Linked DNA regions of Homo sapiens: region 2 is linked to region 1. Evidence: chromatin loops called from intact Hi-C (ENCODE). Cell type or tissue: GM12878. All regions are shown on one strand.

What was found. Peaks named below come from ENCODE experiments on the same cell type or tissue, not always from the same donor. Only the 100,000 strongest peaks of a DNase experiment are listed, where the experiment ranks them.
Region 2: it touches region 1 in a loop (4-fold over the local background); 2 of 110 quality-filtered maps call a loop at or near these places.

What each region holds. Positions count from the first base shown.
Region 1 is chr3:19,538,633-19,546,632 of GRCh38, reverse strand. No RefSeq gene overlaps it. Among named protein-coding and RNA genes, the nearest start is that of MIR4791, 230 kb to the right of the region's middle. RefSeq lists enhancers at 3,728-3,817, 5,820-5,929 and a silencer at 5,037-5,206. In GM12878, a CTCF peak has its summit at 3,195 (motif pointing right); DNase peaks (open chromatin) are centred at 3,412, 3,682, 5,972 and 6,522; H3K4me3 peaks cover 920 bases; H3K27ac peaks cover 2,918 bases.
Region 2 is chr3:19,359,072-19,367,071 of GRCh38, reverse strand. All of the region lies in intron 5 of KCNH8 (potassium voltage-gated channel subfamily H member 8), which reads right to left. Among named protein-coding and RNA genes, the nearest start is that of MIR4791, 48 kb to the right of the region's middle. In GM12878, no CTCF peak of the experiment used is centred here; a DNase peak (open chromatin) is centred at 4,541; H3K27ac peaks cover 1,326 bases.

The sequences.
Region 1 (8,000 bases):
TGTTAGAACAAAATGAATTGATATCTAAAGCTTCAAGTATAGTGCCTGTTACTTTATAAGTACCCATTAAATATCAACTATTTTCATGTCTTTCCAGTTTAGACTCTTTGTTTAATCTTACCTCAATATCCTCCTCTATAGAATAAGCCTCATTTTATATTTTATGCTCTGATAGTACTACAGGTGTATCAGGAGACAAATAAAAACACTCATATTTTAAGGTGCTTTGCAGATGTATGTGCTTTTTCAAGATTTGTTTACCAAGTTTGGGTTCAGGGCAGGGTAGACTATGTACTTACAAACATCCAGGAGAGTCTGAGAGAGATCTAGTGACACCGTGGAGTTGTGCTGAGTATGGTTTTTGGAATCTAAAGGCACTGTGCTTCCTATTTGCTGCAGAAAATTGCATAGTTTCTCAGCCTCTGCTTTCTCATTCATGACAGAGCAATAACAAAGCATATTTTATGGAGTTGTTGGGAAGATTAAATGAGACCGCATATCTAAAGTACCTGGCATATAGTAGACAGTCAATAAACATCCTCCTATTTTGATATGAAAAGAGGAAAAGGTAAAATATGGAAGACCATGGAGGAAGATCATTGAACCCCAATATAGAGGCCCATTCCCACAAACCCTGATGGTTCGGCTCACATCTTCCCAGAGCTGTGGGCATCCTGGGTGCATGAGGTGGGCATACTTCTCAAGTATACTACTTTTCATTTCTATTTACCTTTTATCTGCCTGCTGTCTCTTCCACAGCCCTTCTGTTTAACACCAGAAAGAGTCAGGTGAAGTAACTGATCCGGAATCAGTCCTAGTATCAGAAGGATATAGGGATTCAACTTTTCTCTTTGTTAGTTCTAGATGCTGGGTTTGTTTTAGCTTCGAGAGTTGGGGCATGAGCTACTTGACTATTTACTATCCAAATGGTTTCTCACTTTTGTGACCAGATAGTCACCTTCTCTGCTCGTATGGACGATGAGTTTTAATTTTGGTTACATCTGAGTAGAGTCCAAGTCATACATGAAAGTTTTTCTTAGACTTGCCTCTCTCCTTTCCCCAATGATTGGAGCATCTCAAGCCAGAAAACATTTCAGAAATCACCTGGCCGAATGTAATTCATCCCATTCATTACCTCCACAATGAACTTGACCAATGTTTATCTAGCCATCTTTGACCATTTTGTTACAGTTCCCTTTAAAATGCCAATTACTTTGACATGTACACAACTCTCAAAACAGAAATTGTGTTTCTATCCATGCTTACCTCTTGTCTTTTTGTTTCTGTGCCTGTCTCTTATGCTGTACTATTACATCCCTTTGATAGCCTTTAAAACTTCACGAAATAAAGAGAAGGGAGAACAAAGGATGTTCTGACCTATCGGCAGACCTGACGACAGATTGGTTTTCTATTTCTAAGAGTTATAAGTGACTATGAACATCATTGGTAACTGAAAGGAAACAATAAATTAATAGCCAGAAGCACATTGATGGGTCAAGAGATTAATTCATTTAGAGGAAAGGTTAATTGGATAGGTATGTGATAAAGACCTCTCAAGGAGATATTTTAATTGACATATCACTAGTGAGGAGAATAAGAAAGAAGAGTGTGATAAATTAGAGGATTTCAATTCAATTTTTTTTTTGTAATTCCCCAAACAATTTTTTTTATTATTATACTTTAAGTTCTAGGGTACATGTGCCCAATGCGCAGGTTTGTTACATAGGTATACATGTGCCATGTTCGTTTGCTGCACCCGTTAACTCGTCATTTACATTAGGTATTTCTCCTAATGCTATCCCTCCCCCAGCCCCCAACTCCCAGACAGGCCCCAGTGTGTGATGTTCCCCGCCCCGTGTCCATGTATTCTCGTTGTTCATCTCCCACCTATGAGAGAGAACATGTGGTGTTTGGTTTTCTGTCCTTGTGATAGTTTGCTTAGAATGGGGGTTTCCAGCTTCATAATGTTTTTTTTTTTTTTTTTTTTTTTTTTTTGCACTGATCTGACTCTGTGCTAACTAGGGTGAAAGAAAAAGATGCGGTTTCCTGAAGAGTTTTGAGGGAGAGAAGCAAGGACAGTCTAACTGCCCAGTAATAGCTTTTTCATTTTGTACATAGACCATTTTCCTCACTTTTTCCATTGTCTATCAAAATTTTCTGTAAAAGAAATAAAAATATGCTAGAGCCTTTGTATTCTGTGGATTAAAATAAATATATTGCACTTATCAGTAACTGTAGAAGAAAGACTTGATCCCCATTAAAGGAATTTTAGGCCATGAAAAATGTGTATGGACATGGGAGTCAATTTATGACATTTTTACAGAGAAGAAAACCTTGTTTAAAAGACCATATGCTAAAGATAGCTTTAAAAATATAATAAATCAACCATGTTAGTGAAAAACATAGTTTTATTATAAATAGTAATTCTGATGATGTTTTTGCATACAAGCACTCATTTTAAAAATACTATTAGGTTAGTGCAAAAGTAATTGAGTTTTTTTTTTACATTAAAAGTAATGTCTTTTAAAACTGCAATTACTTTCACACCAAGTATATCAAGAATGCTATGGTTTGGATATGGCTTGAGTTTGTCCCCCCTAAAACTGATGTTGAAATTGTTGGTTCCCAGTGTGGAGGCATTGGAGGTGGGGCTTAGTGGGAAGTGTTTGGGTCACAGTGGTGGATCCCTCATAAATGGTTTGGTGAGTTCTCACTCAGGCAAGATGAGATTCGGATTCGTTCTCATGGGAATGCCTTAGTTCCTGCAGAGTGGGTTGTTATAAAGCCAGGATGTGCCGGCCCTCAGGTTATGAATCTTTGCTTCTCTGCTTCCCCTCTGACCTTCTCCCATGTTATGAGGCAGCAGGAAAACCTCCACCAGAAACTGAGAGAATGCCACTGCCATGCTTCTTGTATTTTCCCACTTGCAAAATCACAAGATAGACTTATTTTCTTTACAAATTACCCAGCTTCAGATATTCTGTCACAGAAACACTAAACAGATTAACACAGAGAACTTTACTGTTTAAAAAGTAATTTTAATACGTTATTCCATTTACTTCATATCGAATGATCTTATGTAAATAGTATTTCCTTGTGTCAGTGGTCAGAATCTACCCTTCATTGCTCTGCTTGTGATACTACTGCTTGTGATACTGAACTGGATCTTGTAAATATTTCCTCTTTGTCAGTAGAGGGTGCTGGAGAGACACTGCAGAGGAAAGGGCTTTTTTCGTGGGTTCTGTGTCCTGCTTCTTTGATTGGCTCCTGTGGTACAGAGTGACCAGTGGTGTGTTGAACACCAGAGCCATTTCTCACACCAACCTTGGTCCACTTGAACCTCTGGGTGGATTTGCTGTTTGCCCAGCATGCATTTCCCTCTGGCCTCAGTCCAGTGACAATGGACCACTTCTTATCCAGGCAACCCAGCAAACCTCTTATTGGGCTATGTCTACCCCTTTTTCAGAAAGTCTGTATCCTAGCCTTGGAAACTTTCCAAATTTATTCCTTCCTTGGGTACCCTTTCTCCACCACAGGATGTTCTTTCATCTTTTCTTAGAAACCTATGTTCCATAATAATAATTATTTATTTTAAGCACTTCCTGTTCAAGTTACTGTGTGGTTTCTGTCTTTTGACTGGACCTGATACATACATACCTCATGTAGCAGATGCTTTTTGTGCTCTTCTCATACACACTCACGGTTCCAGGCTCTGCCTAAGACATTTTACTGCAAATTCCTGGGACTCTCTGCTAATGTTTTGTCTTTATATTTGCATAAGGACAGGCCAGATGTATGGTTAACATCTCTGGGTGCAGCCTTTAGCCATTGGGACAGATGGGACTTGGAGGATGAATAATCCAGCTTCTTCTTTGTTAGGTTGTGCAACTCATAAGTCATGTTCTGTAATGTCGTCTGGAGCTCCTTAGAGTGATTGAACCTCAGTTGCTCACAATGGTTACCTGCTCAATAATACATCACTTTCTAGCTTCCTTTTTTCAGTCTCATCTTGCCATTCCCTAATCAGTGTTTCCTGAATTTGTCCTCCAAATAAACTATTTCACCAAAATTTTTATATCAGGATATGCTTCTAGGAGAAGTCATATGGAAATATTCCAGTCTCAGAGAAAAGGGAATGAAGAGTCTGAGAATTTGTTTTGTTCAAAGCCAGATAGTTAAGCAGTGAAGTAAAGAACTCAGTTTATCTCAGCCCAAGTCTCACTCTTTATATTTACTTCAGAAAGTGTCTTTATAAAGACAGTGTTAACTACGTGTTAGATAAATGCAGACCTATTATTGTAGTCTAAATACATAAACCCTAGAGTATAGGTGTTGTACATATAACTCTGTAAAGTATTGCCCCATCAGCCACCTAGGCAGCAGCATTAAGATATAGAAACAGTTTCTAATAACAGAAAACTTTCTTTTTTCATTATTTCATATACGATATTTTATTGTCAGTAGGTACCACCTCTCCACAGTCAGATAGTAGATTATCAGTTGTTTTTTATAAATGTGGTTAAAACAGCACAGTGCTGCTCTTATGGCTTATATATGGAGCTGGTTTTGTGTTGCAGTATAAAGCTCTGATTTCTGAACACAACAACCATGTTTAAGCAAAATGAGGAAAAACATTAGGTAGTTTTTCCATGGGACACATTGTCTGTAGTCTTGAGGGAGGAACTTCTGTCTCAGCTCATGGTTCACAAGACCTACAATTGTGATCTGCTCTTGTAACCAACAATTATTCTTTTCCCAAGCTCAGACTCATGAAACTGAGATATGCCAATGATATCTGAGGAATAAAATCCTTCACAATGATATCTCTAAGCTAAACTAGAAATGATAGAATAGACGGCATTTTGGGGAGCCTATTCTAATCAGAAAGTGATATGTCCATCAACTAGTATGGTTTTAAAACATAGAGGAGTATTTGAAGTGGAAAGAAGATGATGAGTCTCCAGGAGGAAGGTTGATATTGATACACATCTTGTTATACACCTATACATAACTATATGCACATTCCTTCTTGCTTAAACCCTACTTCAGCCAATGCTGGGTCCTTTGTCGACTAGACTAGAGCAGTAGTTCTCGAACTTTAGCTGGTATCAGAAGCACCACAGGTTGCTGGGCCCTACCCCCAGAGTTTCTGATTCTGTATGTGTGCTACCCACACAAACTAAATCAAACTCTTTGTGGTTAGAGCCAGGAATCTGTTTTTTAAAAGCAACATAGGTAATTCTAATGGGTAGCCAGAGTCAAGAACCAGTGTTTGGGTATTTCTTTTTTTCTTTTTCTTTTCTTTTTTCTTTCTTTCTTTCTTTTTTTTTTCAGACAGAGTCTTGCCCTGTCTCCAGGCTGGAGTGCAGTGGCGTGATCTCTGCTCACTGCAATCTCTGCCTCCTGGGTTTAAGCGATTCTCCTGACTCAGCCTCCCAAGTAGCTGGGACTACAGGCGCCCGCCACCATGCGTGGTTAATTTTTGTATTTTTAGTAGAGACGGGGTTTCAGCATGTTAGCCAGGATGGTCTCCATCTCTTGACCTCGTGATACACCCACCTCAGCCTCCCAAAGTGCTGGGATTACAGGTGTGAGCCACCGCACCCGGCCTTGTTCAGGTATTTCTAAGCCTTTAACATGTGCACAAATTACCTGAGAATCTTGTCAAAATGTAGATTCTGATTCACTGCTCTGAGATGGGGGTCCAGGATTTTGCATTTTTAACAAGCTTCCAGATGAAGCTGCTGCTGTTGTCCCGCAAACCACACCCTGCGAACCAAGTGTGAGAAATGTTGTCTTCTTTACCCCTTTTCTGTAGACGTGGTTTTTGTGTAAGTTAACAAGAGATATGCTAAGTGATCTAGGCCCAGGGCTCAAATACCTTTGGGGTACTGGAAGCCAGAGTTGACAATTAGATTTGGTTCCACAGGTTGTCTGATTATAGCAGGAGGAACTCTTATGACTCATTTTGGTCAATAAGTTATCATGGCAACTTTCGGAAATCTGTGTTTCCATCTGAGGGCTTCTGGACATCACTGCCAATCATAGCAAGGGGCCCCAAAGATGCTGAGTGTTGGCCATGTGGCTGCAGCTACCCAGAGGGCTCTGTGTTCCCCAAAAGATGTGGCTGAGTTTGAGCCCCTTCCTTATTAGCATTTAATACTGACCCCCATGCAGAGTTCAGAAATAATTCTCTCTCAGGACAAATAAACCATAGTGAAGAATAAAGCTACAGGAGTAGCATAAAGTTCAGAGTCAGCACTGGTTAAAAAAAATTACCATGGCAAGTAAAAGTGCCAAAGCAAAAGGGTACTCTTTACCCTGGAGGAAATTCTTAAATGAAAGTGGTCCCTTCAACTTAGTATATTAGTTCTTTACAAAAATAAAAAGCACAGACACACTTTTAAGTCTCACTTCCTCTTATTTTATTCTTTGTTGTACTCAAATATATCACATATGTATGTTCTATTTTTATCAAGCCAACTGTGAAAAAAAACCCAGAAGCTTAGCTTCAGCGTCAAATTCCATCCCATTTCCAGCTTCTTATCTCCATAAAGGAAAAACCCAAGTTAAAAGGAAATAGCTTAAGAAGGCATAGTTTTGCCCTTTGGACACATTTTCCCACCAGCTGTTTTTTTTCTGGAATGAACAGCTTATTTAATTACCTGCAATGACAGGTATGTAAGTGCTGGTCTATCTCTGCCTCACTGTGCTGTCCTCATGTCTTTTATACTGTTTATTCAGGGCTTGGTGAATGACACAACTCAAGGAATAGGTTCTTTCAGGACACAAGCTGCAGGGAGTAACATTTAGCTTATTCCCTCTGATGAGACCTACTCACACGGTGGGCTACTAAGGGAAGCTTTGAAGGCATCTGTGTGAAGTGGCAGACATTTCATAAGCTCTGCTTCTAGCCAGAGGAACTGTGGGTAAGAGGGCAACAACATTTGCCACAGAGAAAGCTCTGAGGCTTCTGGCTGATAGTGCTCAGGTCTTCTGTGGCCAGGGATGGTGGTTGTGACATATATGTGTGTGATTTCTAAAGCAACAGCAAATCTCTATAGAAAAACTTTATGGGGAAAAATGGTATGTGTTTGTAGAATATATTTGTGTTAGTGAATAAACTTCCTGTATCTTTCTGTAATTAAAGAGTTCAAAATAAAACTTCACTGAAATTCAGATAGACATATTAGAAGCCACACGGGTTGGGGATAAGGTGGCTGGGGGCAGAAACAGCATGTTTTTCTGCCCTGGTGGCTCTTCAACAACTTTTTTTAAAAAGGTAAATGTTGACTTGATTGTTAACACTGTGATGAATAGACTGTAGGGGACATATTATGAAAGCTACTTTGTGACCTAAGCAGAGAAAATGTCAAAGAGAGGACTCATTTTCCAGAAGGTGGCCTGGAACACTGAGTGAGAGGGAAAAGGAGGAAGCATGAGGAAGGGCCAAGGGGAGAGGAGGGAGCGGGAAAGAGAGAATGGAGAGGATGTAAGTGGGAGGAGGCTGGAGATAAAGGGAGAGCCAGGAAGAAGTTGGGGAAGAGGAGAGGGGGGGCAAGGAAAGGTGAAAAAATCAGGAAGGAGAGGTAAGAAGGAGATGAGGGGAGGAGGGGGAAATAGGAAAGGAACCAGGGGATGAAAGGTCAGGAAGATAAACTGACATTTGTTTAGCGTTTATTGTACGTCGGGTAGTGTGCCTTCACAAAAATTACTTCATTAATTCTCACGAAGACTCTGAAAATTGGATATATTTTATTCTTCAAGTTTTAGATGAAGGAATTGAGGCTCAGATGTCTTAAATAACTTGTCCATATCACAGAGCAAGAAAAAAATGGTTGGAGGCAAACACTCCTTTGTGTTCTTCCAAAACTTCTGCTCCTTTCTCAGCTTAATATTTATTTGGACCATTTGCCTTTCTATAAAGTGAAATAAATAGGCAAAGGAAAGCCTTTTGGAAGAGCCCTTAATAGAGCCTATGCCTGCACTTGTACCCAAGC
Region 2 (8,000 bases), 180 kb after region 1:
GAGCAAGTGGTGATGGAGAAAAGGATAGAAATAAGGAGTCAAGACCCTGAAGGGTCTTCTATGCTTCTAAGTAATTGCCACATCAGCTCTCTTGGGTGACATCATTTTGGTCCTCAACAAATATTTAATACATTGACTACATAAAGACTTACATCCACACACAGGTAGCCAGAATGTTTTCTGTCATCTAAAAATATTTAAATAACTTTTCACTATATTCAATATATATTTGTTTTTATCATTTATTACTTATGTATTTACTGATCTTAAAACTATTGGAGTGACGGGAAGAGGAGGTTATTCCAATAGGAAATGCTAACACCATGGACTGAGATGGAAAATACAAACCATGTGAATAATGCCTTTTCTATTTTGAGAGTAGAATTTTATTTTATTTTTTTATACTTTAAGAAAACATACTTGAAAAGTGGAAAGAAGAGAGAATGACATAGCAGAACTCGTTTGGTAAGAGGGAAAAAAACCCTTTCATTACATTAAGTTTCTAAATCAAGAACTCACAATTTTCTCCTGGGTTTCTAAATTTAGTAACATTCCATTCTTAATATCCCTGCCTTGTTCAAAACAAGCACCACTATTTCATATTTTATGAGCACATGCTCTTCTCATAGTCTATTTACAGTAATATATGTCATAAGGCAGAATCATTCTCAGACACATGCTAAGACAATTTTCCTTCATATTTGCCATCTCAAATATTTCAAATTTAAACATTCAGGTACACTGTGAAATAAGTTTTGAATCCATCAGACAAATACAACTTCATTTTCCTTGTGGCATTAAACCTAAGGAAAAAATAGGAATAAGTAACAATAATGCAATATGAATATTATAGTATCTGAATTACTCCATCAAATTAAGCGACTTTAACTAGTATAAAAAATTCAGAAAGCAGCATACAACCTATAATATTTCACAGTAGCTATTACTATGGAAATATTAGCATGGACAAATGGCATTTCAACTAGAGCTTCACTGACCAAAAATGCTCGAAGGATAATGTAATTTTTTTAAAAAAAGATGTGTTATAAGCTGTATATATTAACATTCTTTGGCCCAATAATTCCACTGCTTCTTAAAAGAACTCCAAATGTGGGAGTAAAGCATCTGGCTGTCCCCTTTGCTTGGAATGTTCTTCATCAAGAGATACAGTTGATTGCTTCTTTATTTCTCTTCTGTCATTATTTAAATGTCATATTCTCAATTATACTTTGCGTGGCCACTGATTTAAAATTGCAGCCCATTCCTTCCCCCTTCTTTGCTTTATTTTTCTACGTGCAACCTGTCACTATCAAGCATGCCATTTAAATTAATTGTTTTGTTTACTGTTTGTCTCCTATCAGGATGTAAATCATATGAAGGCAAGAACCTGTGTCTATTTGCTTCACTGGCCTATCTCCAGCATCTAGAACAGTACATGGCAAATGATAGGCACTCAGTACGTATTTGCTTAGTTAGTAAATAAATATATTTTTCATAGAGATGTTCATTACGATTTTTATATTTAAGTGGCAAAAAATCAAAATCATCTTAAATGCGTAACAATTAAGATGCGGTTATATAAACTAAATAATCATTATATGATGGAATATTATGCAGATATTAAATATGTTTATAAATATTTATAAAACACAGAGAAATAATTATATTAAAATGTTATGAGAAAAAATATTCCCCAAGTTTGCATAGAATACCAGCACAACTACATTAAAACAAGTAGAGAAAACAACACACAGAAAGATTTAAAATGGAAGCAGACATTGTTTTGGAATGGCTGTAATTGACAGACATTTGTTTTTCTCCACTGCTTCTATTTTAAAGTTTAGATAATTAGCACAGTATATGCACAGAGGAACATTAAATCACAAGAAAATACCTTAAAATGTAATTTGTAGGTTTATCGAGAACATTGTCCTTGAGTATGATTTTGCTTACAGTAAAGAATGGTGGAATTATTTCCAAAAATCTGTAAGTCTGTCTAATAGAAAGTGATGGTGAATAAAGTAATTCTTATAATTAAACATAAGCCTATTACATCTTGCCTAAGGAAACATCCATTGCTATGTTTGAAACAATCAAATGAAAAATAGTCTGCTCTGCAGTTTCATATGGTTAAGGAAAATGTAGTGGTTACACATCCTGGGTATCCGTTCAATAGTTAATTTATGATAGCGTTTCATCTTCCCATAGTGAATTCTGAAAAGCCTAATGAAGCAATACGTGAACTGACAGTTGATTTGTAAAACAAATGCAATTTTAATCTTTGCTTAAGTGCTTAAGTAGGTACTTTAAAGTCACCTAATTTGAGAGCTCTTAATAAGAATGATGAAAACAGTACCTTACTTTTCAATGCACGGTCTTTTCCCACCAAGATATTCTGACATGTAAAATCCCTACATTTTTGAGATAAGACACTTACTACCTTACACCTCACTGGGAATCTGAAGTGGTAGTGTAGTTTTCTGTTTTTTGTATAATTATTGCTATATACGCAGGCTTAGATTTATTCACCAAAAAATAGCTGGCCAGTAACCAAGTCGGCAGTGATTCATTTCTAGTCAAAGATCAATGCTCAATATAATACATTCCATTTAATAAATGTTCCAAATATATTATCTTGGCATACAGACACTGTAAATATTCTCATAGCTGCATTATAAATAGCTTTGTGGGACAAAGGTCAAATCCGAGCCATGAATGCCGTATTGAGTCATTGTTAGTGAGAGACCCTATTACTCAATCCTAGATTAGCGTGAATGGCTAAACAGAATAACTGGAAGGAGTCTCCTCAACACGCTTAAGGCTTTGTGTTGTGGAGGCGTGGGCATGAAGACGTGGGGGTATATGGGTATACGGACCTCCATTGCCACCTTATATCTAAAAGGTGTACTAGGAATAGGTGGGAGAATCTGACTATGTTAGTAGTAGGGGAGGAGGAAAAATGAGATTTAAAGAGGAAGAGAGGAAGGGAGAGAGGGAGCCAAACACTAAGAGACGAATGGATGTTAACTAATCAAAGCTTAACTATGTAGTCAGGGTATACCAGAATGTCCAAGCAATTCAGGGGTAAAATTTAATTTAATTTTCTCCTCATCATAAAACTTCAACTTTATTTATTATTAGATGTCTTTGCCTTCAGTATCCAAGTCAGTATCTTTAATTTTAGCCATTTTACCTAAGGAGGAAATGACATCTTTGCAGTTTTCAGGAAAATGACTATACTATAAATTGGGATTTGCTTATACAATGAAATAACATTAAAAAGTCCATACCCTTTCAGGGCCCACTGATGTTTGTGTATTTACCCTGATAGAAAAAGACATCCAAGAATCCTAGAATTAAAGTACCTTTTTGGGGGCTACTAGTGTAACAAGCATTGATATGAGTAGAGTTCAATGGTACAAGAGCACTACCCCTTAGTTCCATTTAACACGAAACGGAGATTATATAGGTTATGCACAATAAAGAGGAGATTTGGAGAAAAGTTTTTTGAAGCAAGTATGTATTTGTAAATGATACTAAATATTGAACTCAGATCCAGCAAAATTATGAAGCTGTTGTTAAGAGACCTCTTGAATACTCAAGCTGGTGATTAAGCCTTTAGCTAATGACTTGCTTCTAGACTGTGTTACTGGAAGTCCCAGTTGTGCCTTTCAGGCCTCTTCAGAGCTGTTCAGGAAAAAAGGAGGGGGAGCTGAAATGCTGATCAGCTCTTTTCCTTGTTCTTAGAAGTGCTGATGGAAGATTGGAAGAGAGAAGATAACTGGAATGATTACTTCTAATGTTGTTTGACATCATTCAATGCATGTCAGTCCCTAGAGTACTGCAGATAAAGGATGCCTGACAGGTAGATACAAGATGATGGTCTTTAAGAGACCTTCTCTTGGCTTTTCAGAAAGATGCTGAGCCAAGTCTGCATAAGTACCTGAAAAAGCCTCCGCTCCTTTAAGTAGTAAATGAATCCTCAGACACTTGTGTTCCTGAAAGCTTTGAGTTGTGCAATGTTCTGGTGTATCTTAGTCCCAAGATTAGCTGGATTATTAAGTATGTTTCAAAGGATGCTAATTTTCTAAAAACAGTAGATATTAAAACAAACCAAGGAGGCTGGGCACAGTGGCTCATGCCTGTAATCCTGGCACTTTGGGAGGCTAAGGGGGGAGGATCACTTGAGCTCAGGAAACTAGCCTAGGCAAAATGGGGAAACCCCATCTACAAAAAAACAACAAAATTAGCCAGGCGTGATGGCACATGCCTGTAATCCCAGCTACTTGGGAGGCTGAGGTAGGAGCATCACCCTGGGAGATTGAGGCTGCAGTGAGCTGTGATTGTGCCACTGCACTCCAGCCTGCATGACAGAGTGAGACCTTGTCTCAAACAAACAAACAACAAACAAAAACAAAAACAAATACTGAGGAAATACAGGCTTGATGACCTTGAACATGCCACCTCAAGATACGCTGCTTTGTTATATTGATTATTTATAGCTGAAGGTATTTGAGAAACAGCAGGTGCAGGAAAGTTTCCCTGACCCTCTTCTAAATGCAAATCATAAAATTTCCCATGAGACAGGTGCTTTCCCCATATCAGAAAGAAAAGAACATTCTTATCACTGAAGACTGGGAGTTGAAGCTGAGATGAATCTGGACAAACCAATCTACTAAAACAACTCATCCTCCATTAATTTCCCCCATATATTTCCTAGTCACTGCCCCACAATTTACTTCCCCTGTCTTGTCACATCCTCACAATGTTTAACACATTTTTAAAAAAGCTATTTAAGCTTTGGGGCCTAACAGCTTATTTGGATTTTTATTTTCTTTATGAAGACTCCTGTGTGTATGGAAAAATATTTAATAAAATTTGTATGCTTTTTTGCCCTGTTAGTCTGTCTTACATTAGTTTAATTCTCAGCCACAGAATCTAAGAAGATAGAAGGAAGATTTTCCTCCCCTACATTATCGACAATAATCATCATTATTGATTGAACAGTGAGTGAGCTGATTTCTTGATATAATTACCTCACCAAATTCTCACAATAATGCTACTTCTTTGCCCATTTACAAATGAAACATTCAGGGTTTTAGCTCTAGCTTCGTCAGTAATTAACCAGATCTTGTATCAACTTCTTACTTTCCCTCCCTTTCTCCTTATGTATACAAATATATACCTGCCCTAATTATGTCACTAAAGTTAATACTAAAAATTAAATGATGTTCAGAAATAAAGATTCTGAGATAGAAAAATTTGGGTATTTGTAAGTTAATAGAAGTATTGGTTAATAAAGCATTTTAAGCAAAAGGAGAAAAAATAATTACAAACAATGAAAATGTGTATATATGCTTATAAGAAATGCTGCACCAATGGGAATTCTGCTCATTTGTTTAATTTTTACTCCATTTGCAAATATGTAAATTGGTATTACAAGCACAAATGCTATACCAAATAATAGTAATGCCGATTGGTGAGTTAAAGTCAAACCCATGTGTTTCTAAAGTATCTCCCATGGTTGGTATTGCTCCTCTGAGAATCGGCAAACTAGAACTACTCAAGTGGATGTAGGAAATAACCTCAAAATACAGCATTGAATATAAATGCCAAATATGTATGGAGTATTTTGAGTTATAATGATTGGGAACATTACTGGTGTGTAGTGGGCAAGGACGTGAGATGTTCTGGCCTGGACAGGATAATCTACCCAATGTGATAGCCCTTTACTCCACAAGACTTTCAACTGTTTGGGCAGAAAAATGTGGGATCTCCTTTATTTTAAATAATGAAGAAATACATGAGAGAAAAAAATCCATGATTCTATTGAAAAACCATTAGGAAAACTTAATTTCATGACTTCTTTTTCTTGTTGTTTTTCCCCACTCAAATGTTTCTCCTGTTATTATTTATTTATTTTGATTTCATCACTATCTCACTCCAGGTCTGAGCACAGGAATTGTTAGAATACTACATATAGGGATAAGGGCCAACAAATTTGCCAGAAGACTCAGTTTCCTCATTTTTTCTATTTTCATAGACTGAAATTTGTCTTAGCATGCTATCCTTACCTGAGTTAGCTATTTCCCAATTTCTGTTGTCATATATTAATGTCTGCTTAAATGAATACTCATCATAATACTAGTTCTTATTCTATGTCCACTTGTACCTCTACTCTTTTAATTTGCCTGTACTTCCTCAATGGAATTATTGTAAATCCAAGTTTGTTCATTATAACTAACTGCAAGTATTTATCTCATTATGCATTTTAGTATCCTAACGCTACAGCCCTTATGAATTGAAATACACAAGAAATTATTATAAATGATTTCTTTTATGTTGTCTCTGATATTACAGTATCAGAGATATATAAAATTGTATCAATTTTATTTTTAAGATGACTAGGTAGAGAATAAGAAGGCATTATAAAATATTTGTTATGGAAAAGGCAATGTTGGGTTAGAAAACATTGTCCTAGACCAGGGGTTGGCAAACTTTTTGTTTAAAGGACTGATTGTGAAGATTTTAGGCTCTGTTGGCCACAGTCTCTGTTGCAACCACTCAACTCTGCTGATATAGTGGGAATGCAACAATAAAACATATACAAAAGAATATGAGTAATTGTGTTAACGATAACTTTTATCTATAAAAACAGGGAGAAAGATTTGGCCTCTGACACTTGGTTTGCCAATCCCTGCTCTATATTCTTTTTTCTCTACTGTGTAGTTTTTCATTATATACATCCACCCATCCACCACACTTGATTTATACTCTACTATTCGGTGAATATAGACTTTGTTTCCATTATTTTGCTCCTGCAAACAATAACCCAGCAAACCTTTTGCACATGTCTGCAAGTGATTCTCCACCTAAAAAAGAATAAATGCTGAATCCTAGGGTATGTGCATTTCAAATTTGATTGAGTCTTGCCACATTGTTCTTATTTTCATTTGCTATCTAGGGTATAATTTCTGTCCTTATCTTTATGACCTCCTTTAGGCTTTTGCTCATGCTTTTTAAAAATTCTGGAGTAATCACTTAACTCTTATATGTATGTTTTTTACTCTAATTTTGTTTATTCTCTATTTGGCATTACAGTTATACTGCTCAAAACTCAAAAGTTCACAGAAGGTATCCAGTAAAATCTTCCCTTTTCTGTGCTCAGTACCTTGTGGTTCTCTCTGGAAGCAAAGAAGCTCAGCAATATCTTATTTAAATCTCCAAAGACAACCTAAGCATTGTCAAGTAAATATACACACACATACTCTTTCCCCACCCCTTTTGTATATAAACGTTAGCATACTATATATACACAACTAATCTTGCTTATTTCATTTCACAATATGTCTTGGAAATTATAATAAATGCATAAATTGGCAACATCTAGAGGCAATTTTGATTGTCACAACTGGGCAGTGGGTGCTACTGGCATTTAGTGGGTAGAGATCAGAGATGTTGCTAAACATCTTGCAATATACAGGGCAGCCTCCATAACTAACGATTATCCAGCCCCAAACTTCAGTCGTCCCACGGTTGAGGAATTCTACTTAAACGATATTGTATCAGGTGTCGATCACGTTTTTCAAATCTCCTATAGTCTAAAAATATTGATGTGCTAGTTTATCAGTTTCTGATACTGCGTGTTATTATAGCTATTTTTATTTTCTAAAATAAGTTTCTCTTTCTCTATGTATATACACATGCACACACAACACACATATATATATAAGTACATATATTTATTATGGTTATATCTTCTTAATAGTTTCTTTTATTAACATATAATATTACTTACTAGCCCTATTAGTATCTTCGTCTTAAATTTTATATCTCAGCTATTTATATTCTTGCACCTCTTTTCTTTTGGTTAGTATTTACATAACAGATCTTTTTTCCAATTCCTCTAGTAATTTTGTATTAGATTTAATTCTATAACTGGCATATTTTTGAATTTAAAAAATCCATTGACTATCACTTATTTTAGCATGTGAGTTACT